2 separate regions of the Homo sapiens genome follow, and region 2 is linked to region 1. Evidence: chromatin contacts called from ENCODE Hi-C or POLR2A ChIA-PET data. All regions are on one chromosome and are shown on one strand. Each heading gives the region's core, a stretch centred on a gene start or an enhancer-like site at or near the end of the contact. The rest is flanking DNA. Distances are from core to core; before and after follow the strand shown.

What was found. Hi-C counts contacts between places; a loop is a spot of excess contacts on that map. ChIA-PET counts read pairs that join two places held with the same protein, here RNA polymerase II (POLR2A). Pooled maps may share reads with other maps.
Region 2: POLR2A ChIA-PET joins it to region 1 with 5 read pairs in OCI-LY7. The contact joins the promoter of GREB1 here to the promoter of E2F6 in region 1. A Hi-C loop is called at or near these places in 2 of 168 maps with a recorded cell type or tissue (HepG2 and K562) and 3 of 50 pooled maps. POLR2A ChIA-PET finds 5 or more read pairs at or near these places in 7 of 52 experiments (AG04449, Caco-2, HepG2 and 4 more).

The regions. Positions count from the first base shown.
Region 1 is chr2:11,464,718-11,471,506 of GRCh38, reverse strand. E2F6 (E2F transcription factor 6) reads left to right here and starts at 5,346. Exons shown (of 7, transcript NM_198256.4): 1 at 5,346-5,735. The coding sequence starts at 5,628. RefSeq lists enhancers at 4,531-4,610, 5,038-5,594, 5,595-6,152.
Region 2 is chr2:11,531,589-11,538,032 of GRCh38, reverse strand. It overlaps GREB1 (growth regulating estrogen receptor binding 1), which reads right to left and starts at 3,988. Exons shown (of 33, transcript NM_014668.4): 1 at 3,779-3,988.

The sequences.
Region 1 (6,789 bases), core at 4,097-6,596:
CTAGCAAATATTAGGTTACAATGATGCTATAGTTTGAATGTGCCCCCCAGAATTCATGTGTTGGAAACTTAATCTCCAATGCAACAGTGCTGGGAAGTGGGGCCCAATGGGAGATGTTCATGTGATGAAGCAGTAAGTGTGATGATGCAGCAAGAAGGCCCTCACCAGATGCTAGCATCTTGATCTTGAACTTCGCAGCCTCCAGACTGTGAGCCAATGTATTCTATTATAGTGGCATAAAATGACTGAGACAAGTGGTGCCCTTTGGTATTTGTTCTAAGCCCTCAATCCCAAAACACTGCATTAGAAAAGTTAACTTGGCTGTAATATAGGGGTATCAGAAGAGGGGGCAGGGGGCAGTTTCCTTATCTGGAAAATAAGGAGTTGGACTGGGCCAGTGCCTTGCAGAGTACACCCAAACCTTCAGTTTCTGATTCAGTAGATCTGCACAGGACCAGAGAATTTGTATTTTTAATGAGCTTGCAGGTGATGGCAATGCTGAGGTCCACAGACCACGCTTAGAATACCACTGGTGTCTTAGTCTGTTCAGGCTACTATAACAGAACACTGTGAACTGAGTGGGCTTATAAACAACAGAAACTCACAGTTCTGGAGGCTGGGAAGTCTAAAATCAAGGCACTGGCAGATTCAGTGTCCAGTGAAGGTCCACTTTGCTTCCTGGTTCATAGATAATGTGATGGTTAATATTGAGCATCAACTTAATTGGATGCAATTAATTTAAATAGCCACAAAGTATGCAAAGTATTGTTCCTGGTGTGTGTCTGTGAGGGTGCTGCCAAAGGAGATTAACATTTGAGTCAGTGGACTGGGAAAGGCAGACCCACTCTCAATCTGGGTGGGCACCAGCTAACCAGCTGCCAGTGTGGCCAGAATAAAATGCAGGCAGGAGAACATGGAAAGACTAGACTGGCTGAGTGTTCTGGCCTCCATCTTTCTCCCATGCTGGATGCTTCCTGTCCTTGAACATCAGACTCCAAGTTCTCCAGCTTTGGGACTCTTGGATCTTCAACCACAGACTGAAGGCTGTACTGTTGGCTTCCCTACTTTTGAGGTTTTGGGACTTGGACTGGCTTCCTTGCTCCTTAGCTTGCAAACGGCCTATTGTGGGACTTCACCTTGTGATTGTGTGAGTCAACACTCTTTAGTAAACTTCCCCTCATATATAAATCTATCCTATTAGTTCTGTCCCTCTAGAAAACCCTGACTAATACAGATGGTCATCATAAACCAAAAAGTATCTGAGACGGGTCTCAATCAATTTAGAGGTTTATTTTGCCAAGGTTAAGGACAATGCCTAAGAGACAGGTCTATACCTTTCTCTGAAGATGATTTTGAGGGCTTCAATATTTAAAGGGGAAAGGGCAGATATTGGGGAAGGGGGAAGAAATTTTTAAAAGGTGTTGATAGATAAGAGCTAAGTGGTTGCATTCTTTTGAGACTTTGATCAGCCGTTCACACAGAAGAGGCGGGTAGAGGAATAGTCACTTATGCATTCACCTAGCTCAGTGAATCTGCACTTTTACATAAGACAAAATAAACATGGCAGAGGAGGCCATCAGCTATGCATTTGTCTCAGGTGAGCAGAGGGATGACTGAGTTCTGTCCTTTGTCTATGTCCTGTCCATACCTATGAAGATAAGCTGTCAATCTACATTGTCCGGGTGAAATTCAACAGAACTATTTTAGGGTAAAGATCTTGGGGCCCACAGGGAATTTCCTGTGGGGAAAATGTGGAGGAAGCATGTAGCTTTTTAACGTTGTAGCTATCTTATTTAGGAACAGAATGGGAGGCAGGTTTGCATGATGCGGTTCTCAGCTTGGCTCTTCCCTTTGGCTTAGGCACTAATCCCACTCCTGGGCAATCTTTCCTCACGACCTAATCACCTCCCAAAGGCCCCATGTCCGAATATGATCACATTGGAGATTAGGTTTCAACATGTGAATTTTGAGGGAACACAAACCTTCTGACCATAGCAACTGGACTCAATGATATCTACAATTTTAGTTTCTTTGCCTGGGCTATCCAATATGGTAGCAACTACTTATGTGGCTATTTAAATTACAAATTATATTAAATTAAATTAAATTGAAATTCACTTCCTCAGACACACCAGCCTTATTTCAGGTGCCAGTGGCCACATGGGGCAGTGGCCACCATATGGAACAATGTGGAACATTTCCATCATCACAGAAAGCCCTAGTGGATATGGTCATTTCCTCACGGACCTCTGGAGAGGACATTTTCAAGTAGAAGGGAAGTAAAATATCTTCTGACAGATGAGGGCTTTCAGGATTGCTCAAGCACACCTGTGCAGTTGGCCTAATATTTCAGCCCTAACTTTAAAAATGATCCCTGGGAAGTATAGTCTTCAGCCCTAACTTGAAAGTCCCAAAGCCCATGCCCCATTCTGCCCTAGCACCATTTTGCCCCAGGAAGCATACACAAAAACAGGGCTGGAACTGGGAAATACCAGAATTTCTGTGCTCAGAACTGTGACTGTATATCAATGTAAGGCCATGGTGGACAAAGCCAAGGATGTAGTGGCCAAAGTCCTGGTATTTGAGTACCCAACCTGGAACAAACTTCTCTGAGCCTCTGTACCCTCATATATATATATATATATATATATTTTTTTTTTTTTTTTTTTTTTGAGACAGGGTCTTGCTGTGTCACCCAGGCTGGAGTGCAGTGGCATGATCTTAGCTCACTGCAACCTCTACCTCCCAAGTTCAAGCGATTCTCTTGCCTCAGCCTCCTTAGTAGCTGGGATTACAGTCGCCTGCCACCACGCCCGGCTAATTTTTGTATTTATAGAAGAGACAGGGTTGCGCCATGATGGTCAGGCTGGTCTCAAACTCCTGACCTCAATCAAGTGAGCCTCCTGCCTCAGCCTCCCAAAGTGCTGAGATTATAGGTGTGAGCCACCATGCCCGGCCTTCTATAAAGTATTCTTGAAATAGCTGCCTCACAGGCAGATGTGGAAAAGCACCTGTAGTTTACAACTAATTCAGTTATTATTTTTTCTTCCTCTGCTGTGCTGCTATTGTGTGTTAGACACACTCTAATTTAGTACTTATGCTTTCTGCTTATGTATCTCCCCCAGGCTAGTAGCCCCTGGAACACAAGGTAAGGCCCCATCAGATTCAGTTCTTCCCTCAACACCTACCCTACTGCTTGGCCCATGAGAGATGCTTCAAAAAAAAAAATGTGCAAAAGATTATGTCTTGGGGAAAAGCCAGGTCACAGGCACAATAAGTGTGAGGATTGTGCCATTTCCCCGACTCTCCCCAGCTCTGTGCTCATGCTCTTTCTTTAGCCTGGACCACTTGCTACTCCGTCCTGATCCACACCCCACCTTTACTTGCCCAACCCCAACTCTGGTTGTAGAGAATCTAGTCGTCCTTGAAGAATCTTCCTAAAGATCTGAATGCCAAATTAATTAATCAGTTGTGGAGTCAAAGCCTGCCTCTACCACTGCCTACTAGGACCTTGAGTAAATTTTTGTAATCCTGCTGATCTTAATTTTGCTGATCTGCAAATTGGGCAGAAAAATACCTATCTTTCAGTTTTGATATGAGATTTACATAAGCAAATGCATGTGGAATGCCAAACACATAGCAGATGCTGAATAAATGCCTTCAAATGGCCATTTCTAACGGCTCTGGGAAATTCTCCATTCTGCAACAATATGCAGTCTTCTCGAGACCTCCGCTACGTTCTCTTTTTTTCTCATCGTTTATTTAGCAAACATTAATAGAGCATGTTTTATTTGCCAGACACTTTGCTAGATGATAGAGATACAAAGATTAGAAGCCAGGCATGGGTGTCTCACGCCTATAACTCCAGCACCTTGGGAGGCTGAGGCAGGAGGATTGCTTAAGGTAAGGAGTTCAAAAAATAAAATAAAATAAAACATAAAAAAAAATTAGCCAGGCATGGTGGCATGCACCTGTACTCTCAGCTACTTGGGAGTCTTAGCTGGGAGATCACTTGAGGCCAGGAGTTTGACGCTACAGTGAATTATGACCGTGACACTGCCCTCCAGCCTGGGTGACAGAAAAAAAAAAAAAAAGATTAGAGAAGGCCTCTGACCTCACAGTCTAGTGGGGAACCAGCTTCTTCGGGGATTTTTCCCTGCCTCACCTCGCCCACCTCAGGCTGTGTAGAAACCCCCAGTCTAACCAGTTGTTTCCCTCCAACTCTGTACATACCACGGTGTGTTGCCTTTTTATTTCAAACATGTGCTGGCCTCTGTTCTAATCACAGCAACCTGTATCCATTAATCCATTTAATCCTCACAACAACCTTATCAGGTAAGTATTGTCATTATTTGCATTTTCCAAATAAGGAAACTGAGGCACAGACAGATTAAGTAACTGGCTTAATAAGGTCTTCTAGTTTATACGTAGAGGCAGCCAGGACTTGAAAACACACCTTCTGGCTCCAGCTAAATTAACATGCTCTGTTTACTTATCTGTCCCCACTGAAATTGGAGGTTGAACCCGTGGCATATTCAAACGAATAAGTATCGCCTGTGCCCACCCCAATATCTGACACTATAGGTCAACGATAACTCATTCGTCAAACAGGAAGGAGGAAGGAAGGAAGGAAGGAAGGAAGGAAGGAAGGCAGGCAGGCAGGCAGGCGGGCAGGCAGAGGTAAAACGATTCCACAATGGTGTGGTTGCTCACATTTACTAAGCATCAACACTGACCTGCCTGTAAGATGCGCTAACAGAGCTCACGAATAAATGAAGGCTGGGTGTGGTAGCTCACGCCTATAATCCCAGCACTTGAGAGGCCAAGGTGGGAGGACGGCTTGAGCCCCAGAGTTCAGGACCAGCCGGGGCAATATACTGAGACCCTGTCTCTACTAAAATTAAAATTAAAAATTAGCCAGGCACAGTGGCGCGCGCATGTAGTCCCAGCTACTTGGGAGGCTGAGGTGGAGGATCGCTTGAGCCCGGGAATTCAAGGCTGCAGTGAGCCCTGACCACGCCACTGCACTCCAGCCTGGGCGACCAAAAAAAAAATTAAAATAAAAAAAAGGAATAAATGAACATCTCTGCGGCTCAGAACTTTCAGTTATCACCTCAGAACTTTCAGTTATCACCGTCGAGAATTCCAGGCGACCGCTGGGTTTTCCCGGTTGCCTCTTTTCTCTCACCCCTGTTCCCTTCCTCTGGAATTCGGCTCCACCTCTTCCTTTTCCTTTGCCAGCCTCTCCGTGGATTCCGCGGTCCGGGTTTCCCGGGCGGCAGCCGCCGGGAGAGGATCGGTGCGTGGGAGCGCTCCGGCAGCGGCGGGCATGCGCAGAGGGGGGCGGTGTACTGCGCATGCGGGAAGATGGCGGGCCGGGCGACTTGAGATCCGCGGGTCTCCCTCCTCTTTTTCCGTCTGCGTCGGGAGCTCCCGGGCACGTGAGGCCGTGCCGCGTTTACTGGCGGGCGGGACGGCCTAGCCGGGCGGCGCCTCGGAGGAAGCCGCGGACCCCTTAGGTGCTGGGCCCTTGGAAATCGGCGCGTGGGGGGCGGTGCTCGAGCTGAGCGCGAGAGGGCGGGAGAGCTCGTGGGGTGCGAGGGGAGCAGGACGCCCGGCCGGGCAGCATGAGTCAGCAGCGGCCGGCGAGGAAGTTACCCAGTCTCCTCCTGGACCCGACGGAGGAGACGGTTCGCCGTCGGTGCCGAGACCCCATCAACGTGGAGGGCCTGCTGGTAAGCTCCGGGACGGGACGGGGACGGGCGGTGGTCTCCCAAATCCGGCCCCCTCCTCCCCGCGCCGCCGCCAACCCCGCTGGCCGTCGTCTGGGTCGTCTGCTCCCCCTGGGCCAGGCGCTGCCCATCACGTGCTGCGAACTGCGCTCTCCCGCCTTCTGCTTTCAGCATCTGCTCACAGACGTGGTATCAGTCTTCTAGGCTTTTACATCGGAACTTCAGAGCACTGTTGGAGAAAATTGCTCAACTTTGCATTAGAGAGTCCATGTTTATCTCCTTCTATGGACTCTAGCTGTATCTCTGCAACCTATCATTTGTTTTTCTGCCTCCTCTCCCATCCTTCTGCTCTACTGCAGCCGTTTAAAACCTTGTCCACGCTTTATATTTCCCACGCCACAGCTCCCATTCATCAAATTATCTCCCCACCTGTTTGACAGAGAAAATGGTTAGGAAATTTGGCTCCCTTTCCTGCAAAGGCTGATTTCTTCTCTTGTTCAGGACCAGATGCTGTATTCCCCGCGGTTATCAGGGCCCTCAACAAATGCATTTTCTTTTTCTTTTCTTTCTTTTTTTTCTTTTTTTTTTTTTTTTTTGAGATTGAGTTTTACTTTTGTTCCCCAGGCTGGAGTGCAATGGCGCAATCTCAGCTCACTGCAACCCCCACCTCCCAGGTTCAAGAGATTCTCCTGCTTCAGCCTCCCATGTAGCTGGGATCACAGGCATGCGCCACCACACCCAGCTAATTTTGTATTTTTAGTAGAGACGGGATTTCGCCGTGTTGGCCAGGCTGGTCTCGAACTCCTGACGACCTCAGGTGATCCACCGAGCCCGACCTCTCCCCGTATTTTCAATTTCTCTGCTGCTTTCTTTCTATAACTAGTAGTAATTAAACATTTTCCCAAGTCATTATGCCTGGTTCCCCTACCAAATAGTTTGTGATTATTGCCTCATTTAATTTCTCATTTCTCACAGCAGTGTTTTATAATACTAAAAGATTATTATTCTTGTTTCACGGTTGCCAAAACAGACTTGGAGATGCATGTAACGCCGGCTT
Region 2 (6,444 bases), core at 2,739-5,238, 68 kb before region 1:
GCACCGTGTGTGACGGTGGGAAACTGGAAACTAACAAAATACCCAGCAAAAAATGCATACTTAACACAGCCTGCAATAAATGCATAAAAGCTATGTGCATGAAGAGTTTGTCAATGATGCAGACACACTTAGGATACAACATTCAGCAAGATACATTTACTGTATAGAAAGATAGGTAGATCCTGCGGATAATTTTAAATTCTTATATATGAGATCATATATATTAAAATACATGTATGTATTTTATGTTAAAATAGTATATTTTATTTATAAATATATAAAATTTATATATTATTATATATTATATAAATATCATATATTTATCTAATATATGATATTTATGTAATATATAATATATAAAATATTTTTATATTTTTATATAATATATAAACTTATAACATGTTAAAATAGTATATACTATTTATTATATTTTTAGAGAAGGGAAGAGAGTTTAAGCAGTAGAGTTTTTAAGATGATGGGCTCTGGAGCCAGGTTTGGGTTTGAATCTTCACTTACTGGATATTAGACCTTGAGCAAGTTACTTAACCTTTATGTGCCTCAGTTTCCCCAACTGAAAAATGGGAGAAAAGTACTTGCTTCTTAGAGTTGTGTGGATTTAATAATTAGTATGTATAGGGTGCTTAGCATGGTACCTGGCACATATATAATATTATACATGCCAGGATAATAGTAACAATTCTTACCAATATGAAGCTTGCCACCTGTGAATAAATAAATTAAATGTGTAAAAGGGACTGAAAGAAAATGTCGGCCGGCGCGGTGGCTCACGACTGTTATCCCAGGACTTTGGGAAGCCAAGGCAGGCAAATCACCTGTGGTCAGGAGTTCAATCCCAGCCTAGCCAACATGGTGAAACCCCATGTCTACTAAAAAATGCAAAAATCAGCCAGGCGCGGTGGCGGGTGCCTGTAATCTCAGTTACTTGGGAGGATGAGGCAGGAGAATCTCTTGAACCCAGGAGGAGGAGGTTGCAATGAGCCACAATTCCAACACTGCACTCCAGCCTGGGCGACAAGAGTGAAACTCCATCTCAAAGAAAAATAAAAAAAAAGAAAATATCTATGGTACTTGCCTCTAAGAATTCAAGGTTTTTTAAAACATGCTTCTTTCAACTGTGCTGTAAATTGCTAACTTTTAAAATTGATGTAACTTACTATTATGAGGAGAAAATTAGCAAAGTTTGCCTTCATTAGGTGTGAATTGCAATGACTTTGAACCCACTATGCTTTCTAATTACTGTCAAAAATAGGCTTTTGATGTGAAAATAGCAATGAGGTACCTAAAGAGGAGAGAGCTCACCTCCAGTGTTAACTCCATCTGCTGTGCGGCTCTCTTCTCAGTTTAAATCTGCAATTCTTTGCTTAATGCCAGTATCTCTTCTTGCCATAAATCTCTTTGTTCTATTCTATACATAATGCTCTTCTACCCCTGGCCAAATCCTCTCCACATTAAACATGACAATCATAGCCACAGTTTGGCACTTTTTGGCATTTTTCTCTTTTTGGCCACAATGGCTAGGAGTGATAACTTTCAAAAAGCAGAAAAGTCTCTACCTATCCAACAAAATGCTCTAGAAACTATATAACCACCATTAATAAATAAATATGGCTTGGCTTTTACAAAATGTTTCCCTGAGAGGTTTCCAGATCACTAGAGAAGACAAAGCTTTACTGGGACAAATCATGCGGGGTTGGTGCTGCTGGCACTGCCTGGTTGCTGACTGCCTGGGGCACAAGCAGTGCCTCCGTATCCTGTCACACCTCCGACTCTGCACATGCTGTGTTCCCGCTGCCTCATCCCTCAAGACCCAGTTCAAGCATCTCTTCAATTGTGTGGTGGTTCTGACCTCCCGAAACTGAGCTGGGCATTCTCTTTGTGTCCCCACCACTCCTGTGTATGCTCCAGGCTTGCGGTGGTCTCCCAGGACCATGGTTAATCTGTGTGCTTCCCTCTCTCCCCTGCTGCCTGGGATCCCCAGGAGAGCAGAGAACATGCAGATGTACGCCCTTGGCCAATCACAGTGCCTAGGAAATAGAAGGTATCTGATAAGAGTTTATTTACAAGGTAGTGTTTGCATTTTACAGGGAAAAAAAAAAGAGTTCAGGGCAGCAAGAAGAAAGAAGATGAACAATTCCGACATCCATATCCAGGCAAAATGTAGACAGCCCAGAGATTTCAGAGATTTAGTGGGCACGGTCAGGAAGTGGGGAAGATAAAACAAATCATGTAAGTGGGGCTAATGCAACCTTTTTCTATACTCGTGAAAACCCAAGGACCCAAGCCTTCCCATCTAGTTAAAGACTTTCCTCAGCCTCTCCCCTTGAATCACCGAATCCTAGACTCTCAGACCTAGAAGTAACCAAAGAACTCAATCAATGTATTTCAATCAACACACACCTTATTTCTCTATTATTTATTTATTATTATTTTTTAAGTGTCATCCTGTGTGCCAGGCACTGGAAACTCGAAGAGTAAAGTCCTTTCCTTGTAAAAATGCTGTTTAATGGAAACAGACATTTAGATTATGGTATGAGAATTAACTTCTAATTCAACATGGTACCTGGCCCTTCCTGAGATGACCTTCAAAAGATACTGAATTAAAAATAAATAAATAAATAAATAAATAAGTGGGGTGAGGTATTTTAAGCCACAGTGATGAAAAGATGGAAGGGATGCCATTAGCTAACTAGAGGTTCAGGTTTCATAAACTTCCAGAAGCCAGACTAGAGAGGGAATGTGGAGCTGACACAGGAGAAGGGTGCATACCTGGGGGGACCAACTGGCCCTGAGGAAATGCAGAGACTCAGATACGCCAGACAAGTGTTGGGAGGAGTGCACAGCAGCGCTGGGACCAGGGGTCTTCTGTGAAATCCTGTCTACAGAGCAGGTAGCTCCTCTACCTCCCACCCCAGGGCCACATGCAGATCTCCCAGGAGCCAGGCGTTCACCCCAGGCAAAAAATACCGAAAGCTCTTCTGATACAAATTGAATCAACCAACAAGAACTAGAGCCGCTAACGCACAGTCTGGCATTCAGAGGCCTCCAGAATGCCAGCTGATTCTGTCCTGAGCACCCCAAAAGTGACACCTGCCAGACACCAGCGCCCCCTGTGGACACAACACTCCCAGTCAACCTTCTCTGCCTCACTCTTAAACACACATGAAAATCCAAGGGTCATGTAGCACTTAAGGAAGGAAACATGAAAACAACATCCAGGAGAAGAAACAGAAGAAAAGACACCAAAGCAATCAGAGAACAACCAGGTATATGTGAAGAAGAAGCACACATCCCCCTCTAATTACCATCCTCAGGAAGACTGAGGGCCACACTCTGTTTCCCAACCAACCCAATCACTGAGCCACTCAACAATCACACAAGAGGAGCTCTCACGGGTGAGCCTGTTGATCTGGCTTTACTGCTGAGGGGCCCCCAGGTAAACTGAAGAGCTGTGCAGAAAGGCTGGGGGTATGAAAGCCGCACGCTCCCCACTTCAGCACACAGGGTCAGCAAGAGTTGCAGTGATGTTCCCACATACAGTCAGTTCAGCTATAACGCTTGTTTTGAAACTGCAAATTTGTACGGACAGATTGACATATTACAGAACAATTTGAATACCTTGTGGGTTTTGTGTGTGCCTGGTGATTTCCTCTGCAAGAAACACAAAAGTAAGTTCAGAAAAATGGTGCCCAACTGACCCCAGCTGCTTGAGAATATACAAAAGGCGCACACACACCAGCCTCAAGCACCTACCACCTACCTCCAGTCACCACACGTGTTAAAAGCCATGTCCTTCCACACATGGTGTCAGAACTTTCCATAGGGCTCCAGGTCTCTGTCCTTCTTCCATTTGGCAGGTCCTCAAGAGCTGCAAGCCTTCCATTGAAAAAACTTTATTTCATTTACCTTTGCACTTTGAGGTAAAATCCCATCTCTACTGCAGTATTTATGTATCTCTTAACCATTTAGCATGTGTAAAACGGTGCTGCCCTTTTTATTAGGTTTTTATCTTTTTAAAAAATGTGTCATTGATGAAGTTTTTGAGAGCTGTTGCCCTAAGCCTGTATTCGTCATAAACCCTGCGGTTTTTATTGCCCAATCTTGCATGGTGCAATAATTTTTAGGAACACATATATCAAGTTATAGTAGAATTGATTATGTGTTTACATTTCTGCCTGCAAGCTACAATTTTCTCCTAGGGGAGAACATGGCGGGAGAGCATGGTGTGCAGATTCTAGTTTAGAAAATATGGTCCACACAACTGAATTTCACACCAGTCACCCCTAGTTCATTGTTTCTGGCTACCCCAAAACGTTCATCACCGGCTTGCCTTTCTCCCTGCACTAAGCTAGAATCTCAAAGAACCAATTGTTGGGTTTTGTTGGTAGCAATCTGTGTATCATCCATTTTTTCCTCCATCAAACACAAAATTAAATTCAAGCATAAATAATGAAATTGTTGTTCCCGGCTTCTGTTTACAGAGTCTCAGGGACGCTGTGGAGCTGGGTGTGCCTGGGTCCAGTCCCTGCCCCCTCACCCACCGGAGCTGTGTGACCTTGGACAGCCTCCCTCACTCCCTGAGCTCCAGTTTCCTCAGCCATAAACAGAGATAACAGTGCTGACTTCAAAGCTGACTTTGTGAGGATTAAATGAGATAATGTAGTAGAGTATTTAGTACTGTGGCTGGCACTTCAGTGTTTTCCCATTTATCTGTTTTTTTCAAGATGAGTGATCTCTTTGCTGATCATAAACATATTCCTCCATCTGTCTTGTGTTATTCGCCTGCATTGAAATCCCATCCCAATCCCCGTCTCTATTTGAAAGTGGAGCTTAAAAATTGCAAAAATGAATAATTGGGATGTGCAAAACCTCTTAACTTGTAGCACCAAGTTTTTTGTCTCATGTTGATCAGTCTCTCTCTTCTTGCATTTCTCTCCCATTAGTTTGGAGTTGCCATTCATTCCTTCATTTATTCATTCACTCAACAAACATTTATGGGTGCCTGGTATCTACTGGCTATGTGACTGACTTAACTTCCCAGAGCCTCAGTTTTCTTGGCAAAATGAAGATAATAATACCTCTATCATAAGGTTGTTGGAAGGCTTTCCATGACACCAGGACCGTAAAGCACCTTTTACACCGTCTGCCATATGGCAGGTGCTCAACAAAGGATATCTTTAAGCAGTATCATCACGATGACAATGGACAAGCCATATCCCTAACAGGGCTTAAACCTGGATAACAAGAACACTGTTTCCACTGCGCTAGTGGGGACAAGCACACACATCGCTGGGAAGATCTGCAAGCCTCCCTCCTCCCACAGACCCAAACATGCTGCTGCAAATGTCTCACTGGCTACAAAACAATGAGTCTGATTACGACCCACAGAAATGAAAAGGCAGCAAACTTGTTTAGGTATGATTCATCATTGTCTGCTGCGGCAATCAGAAGTATTTTGGTTGCTTCTAGGTCAGAATGACCCAGTTGCCACACTTTTTTTCACTGCTAAAGTTCGTAATGAACCTTTAAACAAAAACTAAAGGCGTAAGGAAAGATAACTACTTTGTGGCTTTTGCTCAAAGTGAGGACGTTATCAGCTCTGCCCTTCAGAAGCAAGCCCTGATCAAGGAAACCATTCACACTTGATTTTCTTTATTTTATTGGCCACAATTGAACATAGGTATAATTTTCATGAACCTCCCTCGCTCCAAGACCAGAGCTCCTAGGAAGTTGTCTTTCCCATCTGTTTCCCGGCCCCTACCAGAAATAAGTGCCATGAGAGTGTTGACTGATGAAGGGCTCCTATACGCGGGTTGATTTTCAAGCAGTTAAGAAGCAAGAATTAATGACTCGAATATATGATCTTTGCTAAACTCTTCAGGAATAAATGAACATTTCCCACTTTATTCTTGCTAATGTTGACTCCTTAGCAAAGATAATTTCAACATATTTAATATGGCATATTCAAATGACAGAAAGTACGAAACAATAGTAGAAAGCAGAGAAAAGTATATATAAAGAGAGAAAGCGGTATCATTCACATCTTTAACACCTAATCTAATTGTAATTTTCTTAAATGCATAGAAAAAAGACTGGGAGGAAATACACTAAAATGTTAACAGTGGGTATTTTAAAACAAGAATTAGGCGAGGTGCGGTGGTTCATGCGGTAATCCCAGCACTTTGGGAGGCCGAGACGGGTGGATCACTTCAGGTCAGGAGATCAAGACCAGCCCGGCCAACAGGGCGAAACCCTGTCCCTACTAAAAATACAAAAATTAGCTGGTCATGGTGGCAGGTGCCTATAATCCCAGCTACTTGGGAGGCTGATGCAGGAGAATCGCTTGAACCCGAGATGCCAAGGTTGCAGTGAGCCAAGATGGTGCCACTGTACTCCAGCCTGGATGACAGAGCAAGACTCTATCTC